Linked DNA regions of Mus musculus: all the other regions are linked to region 2. Evidence: chromatin loops called from intact Hi-C (ENCODE). Cell type or tissue: gastrocnemius. All regions are shown on one strand.

What was found. A loop is a pair of places that touch in the nucleus more often than their neighbours do. Peaks named below come from ENCODE experiments on the same cell type or tissue, not always from the same donor. Only the 100,000 strongest peaks of a DNase experiment are listed, where the experiment ranks them.
Region 1: it touches region 2 in a loop (2.0-fold over the local background); 8 of 42 quality-filtered maps call a loop at or near these places.
Region 3: it touches region 2 in a loop (11-fold over the local background); 2 of 42 quality-filtered maps call a loop at or near these places.

What each region holds. Positions count from the first base shown.
Region 1 is chr1:172,048,101-172,050,600 of GRCm38, forward strand. No RefSeq gene overlaps it. Among named protein-coding and RNA genes, the nearest start is that of Nhlh1, 8.2 kb to the right of the region's middle. In gastrocnemius, no CTCF peak of the experiment used is centred here; DNase peaks (open chromatin) are centred at 237 and 1,481; H3K4me3 peaks cover 1,058 bases; H3K27ac peaks cover 795 bases.
Region 2 is chr1:172,118,691-172,121,190 of GRCm38, forward strand. It overlaps Copa (coatomer protein complex subunit alpha), which reads left to right. Exons shown (of 33, transcript NM_009938.4): 28 at 151-287; 29 at 497-683; 30 at 768-878; 31 at 1,187-1,348. Among named protein-coding and RNA genes, the nearest start is that of Pex19, 6.8 kb to the right of the region's middle. In gastrocnemius, a CTCF peak has its summit at 1,182 (motif pointing right); a DNase peak (open chromatin) is centred at 1,236.
Region 3 is chr1:172,356,257-172,358,756 of GRCm38, forward strand. The region is part of intron 1 of Kcnj10 (potassium inwardly-rectifying channel, subfamily J, member 10); the gene reads left to right. Among named protein-coding and RNA genes, the nearest start is that of Kcnj10, 16 kb to the left of the region's middle. In gastrocnemius, no CTCF peak of the experiment used is centred here; DNase peaks (open chromatin) are centred at 1,484 and 2,317.

The DNA.
Region 1 (2,500 bases), 71 kb before region 2:
TGCAGCAAATTCAAGGTCAGCCTGGGCTGAATAGTGAGAGGCTCTGTTTCAAAAATACTAATAGGAAGAGGAGGGGGAAGGGGGAGAGAGGGACCAAGGGAGGGATGGAGGGAAGAAGAGAGAGAGGGGGAGGGTTCGAGGGAGGAGTAGAGGGACGAGGGAAGGGAACTGGATCACCACCAGGCCTTTGGCTACCACGCATGGGCTGGGCTTTCCCCTCTAGCACAGCACTGCTGCTGCTGCCTGCTGCCTGGCCTGCTTCTCCCCCTACTCCACACCTCCCAGTCTTACAGGCCCATGGGTTTCTGTGTTCTTCTGTGTTAATGATCTGTAGAGGTGACTCTCTTGTTAGCTCTCGCCTTCCACCCGGTCTAACTTGAGAGCACAGACAAGGTCTTTAGAAAGAAGCAGGAAGATAAAGGATGGGCCTTCCAGGAAGAGGAAGAGGAGGAGGCAGGGAAGGCAAGCCCTCCTCCGGGCATTGAGAAGGAAGGGGTGGGGGGAGCTGAGAGAGAAGCACCGGCATTCTATGCCCAGGCTGTAAAGGGGCACAAACAGGACCCTCATTGTGTGGGCACAAAGGAGCCATATGTCTGCCAGTCTACAGCACAGTGTGTGTGTGTGTGTGTGTGTGTGAGTGAGAGAGAGAGAGAGAGAGAGAGAGAGAGAGGGAGAGAGAGAGAGGGAGAGGGAGAGGGAGAGGGAGAGAGAGAGAAGGAAGGGCTGGCTCAGAGACCCCATTATGAAGCCCTTGGGGTCTTGCCTTCTGCTGTCACTGACTTAAGGGCTTTCTGAGACAGAGGGCAGGGGAGCAATTATTATAGCAGACACAGGACTTAGAAAATCAGGGGCCTGTGGTCACCGGGGCATGAACAGCCGAAAGAGGGGCATGCTGTGCGTGGGAGCTAGAAGAGGAAAGAGGGGTGCCGAGTCAGATTGTCCCCCTCCTGGGTCCTTCATAACCTACCCTCCCACGGCACCACACACACACACTCTGCTCACAACCCGCTGCCTCTGGATCTGGGTTTTGTTTTCCTGTTTCTGTCTTCTTTCATTTTGTTTCTTCTTTGGGTTTTTGAGAGAGGATCTTGCTATGTAACCCTGGTTGGCCCAGAACTCTCTATATAACCAAGCCTGGGCTTCAAATTTGGGGGGGGGGGCTTCTCTTGTCTCCGCCTCCCTGGTCCTGGGAATCCAGGAGTCACCACACCCTACTTTCGAGCCCAGGAGCTGGTTCTGGAACAGTGTGAGATGAACCGTGGTGTTCTGTCCCTTTCCTTTCTCCCTGCCCGTTAGCTCTGCAGCCCCCACTTTTCTCTCCTTCCCTCAGCCCAGAGACTGCCATCTCCCTCACCACTCCACTTTGTATGTCACACTCTTCCCCCCCCCACCCCCGTGTGCCCCTCCTCCAATCTCCTATGCTCTCCTCCCTCTCTTTCTCCTTCCCTGTCCTGCCACGCAGAGCAGAGCGGCAGCCGGCAGCCGAGGCCAATTGATTATCTGAAGAAATTTGGAGTTAGCAGCAGAACAGCTGCAGCGGTCCCCTCTCGCCATCCTCAGGCCCTGAGGGACCTGGGAGGGGAGGGGCCCCTGACCCTTCCGCTCTCCAGCCTGGGAGGGACCACGAGGTGCTCCCTGAGCACAAGGCATAGTGCTCATACTTGGAATCACACCCCAGCCCCTGGGGCTTGGGTTATAATCCCAGACTATCATCATAGGAAGTCACGGTACCTTTCTCAATATAGGCACTTGTCTTTGAAACAAAGGATGTTAGCAGACATGGTGGCACACACCTGTCATCCAAGCTTTCGGGAGGCAGAAACAGGTGGATGGCAGGCTAAAGGCCAGCCTGGGCTAGTTAATGTGACTTTGTCTCAAAATAAGTAAATAAATAAACAGTTGAAGTTGTTGGGCAGATACAGTCGTGTACCCTTGTAATTCTAGCACTGGGGAGACTGAGGCAGAGGGATGGCCAGTCAGAGGCTAACCCGAGCTACATAGAGATACCTGGCCTTGAGGTTTGTTATAAGTTAAAGAAGGAAGGCAGGCAGGAAGAAAGGTAAGGAGGCAGGGAGGAAAAAACTGGACCTGGTGATCTTCCGGGGTCCTTCGGACATTAGTCTCTTGGAGTTCTCAGATTTCCCTGGTCTCAGTTCAGCCCACGCTCTCACCAGGCTCTGGGCATAAAATATTTCATTTAACTCACACACAAGGAAGCAGACATGGAATCTTGGGAGTTCCTTCCCAGCCCTGATCTAAACCCCTCTTGCTGATGGCATGCAGTAGTCATATCTGAAGCACCGGAGGACATCTCTGCATCTTCTCCCCACAGCCTTTACCTTCAGCCATTTTACAAGCAAAGCCAGGAGAGGCTCTCCCAGGGTCTCCAGCCAGAGTGTTTCACCTGAAGTGGGAATGTGCTCTAAGTGTCTCTCTACAGACTGGATTTTTCCAGCCCCTCTACTTGAATTCCTTTTTGTTAGACTGGGTGTTTCTGAGG
Region 2 (2,500 bases):
ATAGGTGTTTAAATGGAGTAGATCCTGTAGTTGACTATATTTTAGTACTGAGAAAGCAATACAGAGAAGTAAAATACCTTGCCCAAGTTTGATTTAATTTTTACTTGGTAGAAAACAAATCCCTATGTTTCTTTTTTTCTTGTGTTCTAGCTTCTCCATGATCAGGTGGGAGTAATCCAGTTTGGCCCCTATAAGCAACTGTTCCTACAGACATATGCCCGAGGCCGCACCACCTATCAAGCGCTGCCCTGCTTGCCCTCCATGTATAGTTACCCTAATCGCAATTGGTAAGTCCCCTTGCTCTCTGCTGTGTGTTTCAGTAGAGTGGATATTTCAGATGATAGCCACAGTGACATGGGGTTTGGTTTATACCAGCTGCCATCCTATTTCCAGTTATTCCCACAGTAGTGGGTTGGTGACTGTGTTTGATAAGAACAGAACGGAATCCTAGTTTGCTATTGACTATTCTTCTTTCTTCATAATTTTCCCTTTCCAGGAAGGATGCAGGGCTAAAGAATGGAGTACCAGCTGTAGGCCTAAAGCTTAATGACCTGATCCAACGTTTGCAACTGTGTTATCAGCTCACCACAGTTGGCAAGTTTGAGGAAGCTGTGGAAAAATTCCGTTCCATCCTACTCAGTGTGCCTCTTCTTGTTGTGGACAATAAACAGGAGATTGCAGAGGTAGGAGGAGTCTAGCCACTTACTCGATCCTGGCCACCTCCATAGTCTTGTCTATGTCGTGACTGTCCTCTGCAACCTCTTCAGGCCCAGCAGCTCATCACCATTTGCCGTGAATACATTGTGGGTTTGTGCATGGAGATAGAAAGGAAGAAGCTACCTAAGGAGACCCTAGACCAGCAGAAGCGCATCTGTGAGGTAAGATGGGGAGACCAGCACCACGTGGGCACATCCTCATAACCTTCAGTTCCGGCTAAAATTGTTTGGTTTGGAAGTTTCTTGGCTTTGGGGAGGAAGAGAAATTGGAGGTCATCTCCGTGACGAGGTGTTCCATTTCTCCGCTGTCGTCCTCACTCATGAGTTCTTGTAGTTTAAGAGGAAGAGCTAATCTGTCTTATAGATAGTTGTGTTGGCTTTGTATTGTTTTGGTTTTTTTTATAATTGTGTGGCTGTTAATAAACAACAGCTGAACTTCAGCCTGCTTTGTGTTCCTTTCTGTCCACTAGATGGCAGCCTACTTCACACACTCAAATCTGCAGCCTGTGCATATGATCTTGGTGCTGCGGACAGCCCTCAACCTTTTCTTCAAGCTCAAGAACTTCAAGACAGCTGCCACCTTTGCCCGACGCCTGCTGGAACTTGGGCCCAAGCCTGAAGTAGCTCAGCAGGTACAGGGGAATTCCATCAGTGACTTGAGGGGAACCAGATCTTAAATGGAAGATGCAGAAGCCAATATCTTTCTCCCTGAAACAATGTACATACAGCACTGAACCCAAGAAAGCTAATAGAGTGTTCTGCCCTCTGGTTACTTACTGACCTTGGGGCATCTTTTTTCCCTTGAAACCAAAGTAATAATTTATTCAGATATGGCATTCTAAAATACTCTATATAGATGTTTAAATGGAGTAGATCCTATAGTTGACCTGACTGTATTTTAGTACTGAGAGAGCAATACAGAGAAGAAAAATACATTGTCCAAGTTATGATTTCATTTTTTCCCCCCCTGTGGCCCTGGCTGTCCTGGAACTCACTGTGTAGACTAGGCTATCCTTGAACTCACAGAAATTTGCCTGCCTCTGTCTGTCTCCCAAGTGCTGGGATTAACAGTGTGCACCACCACAGCCAGCTTGATTTAATTTTTAACTTGACATTTGTGTTGGGCTTGCTGGCCCTTCTACTGTGGCGCTACAACCCAGAGTAGCTCCAGTGCCCTTGCAGGTGATGCACCTATCCTTAAGCTTCAGGTGACCCATCTTGTCCTCTGATACTTTTCACTCATATTCCAGTATCTATTCCACCCAAAAACATTCTCCTTGGGCACTAGAAACCTGTCTCAACTCTTTCTGGGGCCCAATCCTGATAATCTAATCCCCAGATGTGGACAGAATTGTGGCTTTAGAGCAGTGGAACCATGTTGGAGAAAGAGAAAGATTTCACTGTGTAGCCCAAACTGGCCCTCAAACTCCTGAACCTCCTGCGTCTGCCTTCTGAGCTCTGGGGTGTAGCAGTACAACCAGCACAGTGGCCTTGTCATTTTTTTCACATATGTCCTGTGCAGAGGATGGAACCTGTATTCTCACAGCATAGTTACTTGCGTTGTCATGTCCTGGTTTTTGAGACTGTCTCAGTATAAACTCAGGCTGTCCTAGAACTTGAGATCCTCCTGTTCCTGTGTGCTGGGATTATAGAAATAGGCCATCATGCCCAGCATATACTTACACCTTGTATCGGAGATTGTGTTGCTTTCTGTACTCTTAAATAAAATCTTCCTTCCTTCCTTCCTTCCTTCCTTCCTCCCTCCCTCCCTCCCTCCCTCCCTC
Region 3 (2,500 bases), 240 kb after region 2:
AAGTCTCTGACTTTGAAAAGCTGTGGCGCAATGTCTCTGGAGCACAGTAGGAGTCTAAATATTTCTGCCTGGGAGCCTGGAGCAGCCTGGGGCAGAGAGACCACTAGGACTAGGGAGGGGCCTTGAGGGGTGAAAAGATTTTAGAGCGAAGAGGGGTGTGGGAGAGAGTTGGGGCAGAGGTGGCTTTCCATGGAGAGAGCTGCAGGGGAACAGGTGAGGAGACAAGTGGGGGAGGGTCGGCAGTGTTCTCCATGGCAGAAACAGGAGCCCAGGGAGAAGGAGAAGCTTCCAGAGAGAGGCGGGGCAGATGGCGGTGGAGGATTCCGGGTACCATGTCAAGCAGTTTTGTCATGAAAGTTCAAATAATTCATTGAACAATCTCAAGCCCGTGCTGAATGATGGACCAGGCTGGGCTGTGGAGCTCTGAGGTAGCTGTGGGGTGGGGGTGGGGGTGGGGAGGAGAGTCTGCGTAGGAGGAACGGGGAGTCGCTGTACCATTTCAGGAGAAAGAGAACACAAGATTGAATGATGGGGACCTCAGAAAATGGGGAGATTCACAGAAAGGCAGAATTGATAAGACCTGGTGACCAATGGGCTGGGGAGCAAGAGAGACCAGATATCCAGCCTGGGCACTGAGTGAACGGATGACAAGTCTCTGAACAAGAGGAAAACACACGAAGGCTGGTGAGCTGGCTTAGTGGGGACCGGAGCCTGCAGCCAGGCCTGGATACCTGAGGAACTGCATGGGGGAGAGAGAACGAACTGACCCTTACAAGTTGTTCTCTGATGTCCACAGGTGTGCTACAGCACCCAGATAAATAAACGTAATAAGCTTTTAAAAAGAGAGGCAGAGGGAACCTAGGAAGTGAGATGTCAGTGAGAAACAAGACTGCATCTCTAGCCCTCCGGAACTCATGAAGAGCTTGTATGTTCGTGACCTCCATGTCGTTAGCCCCCCTTTTGCAGATGAAGGGGCAAGGAAGCTCAGAAACTCTAGTGATTTGCCTAGACTCTTAAAGCCTAGTAGCGCTACAGGTCAGGGTTTCTACCACACTTCATGCAATTGAAGCAGCAAACAAACAGCCAACAACAACAACAACATTCCAAAGAGTGTGTCAGGAAGGGACCACCTGTCATCAGTCTCCAATGCTGGGCTTGAGAACTGAGAAAACGCCCTTAGAGTTAACAAACGGAACACATCTCCGACCTTGGAGAGAACTTCCCGGTTGGCCCAGAGTGGCTGCATGGATCAAACAGAAGCGGTCTAAAGTTGTGTAGGTGCTTCCCCGAAGGCAAATTTTCTGCTCTCCTGAGGTGGTTGCTACTATTACTTGAATTGCTAGTGTTATTGAACCATTTCCTATAGATGCTCTGTGATCTGTTTAATTTTTAATTTGCAGTTACATGTAGTCCAACCTAGCTGCAAAAGGAGTGGGTTAGTGTGTGGGTAGAGGGTAGGAGACGCTGAGGGCACCCTGCCAGACTAGGGAGCCCTGCCCCCTGGTGGCCAGGACTTAAACCTGCAGCCTAGGAGAATGGTAGGTCAAGGCCAAACTTGAAGTTTGTAGTTTTGAAGTTCTCTCCCATCTCTGAGATGGGGGGTTTATCTGATACATAAATAAGTTTTATTACTTCAATCAATAGCATTAAACAGAAGTTGGACTAGAATCTATGGAGTTCAAGGTTAGACTGTGACTGATTTGAGATCTAAGGCAGAGGCGACCCACAAAGGAGAGATCTAGAACAGATATGTTGCTTAGCATCCAGTTTCTTCCTAACTCAACCTAGACTTTAGCTTTCCCCCAGTGTCCCTGGGAACGGTTCCAGTGTCTCATATCTTACTGATAGAAAATATAAGACGGGCTCTTGCTTAGTGGATAGAGTGCTTGCCCGGCATGCACAAATCCCCCAAACACCACATTAGTGGATTCTGCTCAACTGCAACCCTGGCATTTGGGTGATAGAGGCAAGAGTCATCTTTAGCCGCATTATGAGTTCAAGGACAGCCTGAACTACATAAGATCCTTCTCCCTCTCTCGGGGGGTGTCTTAGGGGGAATGGAGTTTTTCCTATTCAGTGTTTCCTGCTAAATCATTCTGTTAGTTGACTTTTCTGACTTTTCCATTGAGGCAAAGGAAGATGGGTTAACGACTCCAAGCAAATGTCCCGAGGTGAAGATTCACACGGGGCCAGGTTTGGAGACTCTCCGGACCATTGGAGCTGAGACTAATGAGGAGGCAGTGGTACAGCTCTGTCCTCAGTTGAACTCTACACGGTGCCAAGTCCTCACAAAGGACTAGTTTACTGAAGAGCTCAGGATGTGCAGTTCTGTAGACGCAGACAACAGCTAAGAGCAGATACCATGTCTGGACCACACAAATCAGGGAGGAAGTGTGCTGAAGGTGATGTGGGAGATTGAGAGGTACACAAGGAGGTCGTGTGCCACGGACGGGGTCATCCTCCCTTTTCAGCCAGGGACAGCGGGTTCTCTGAGATGCCA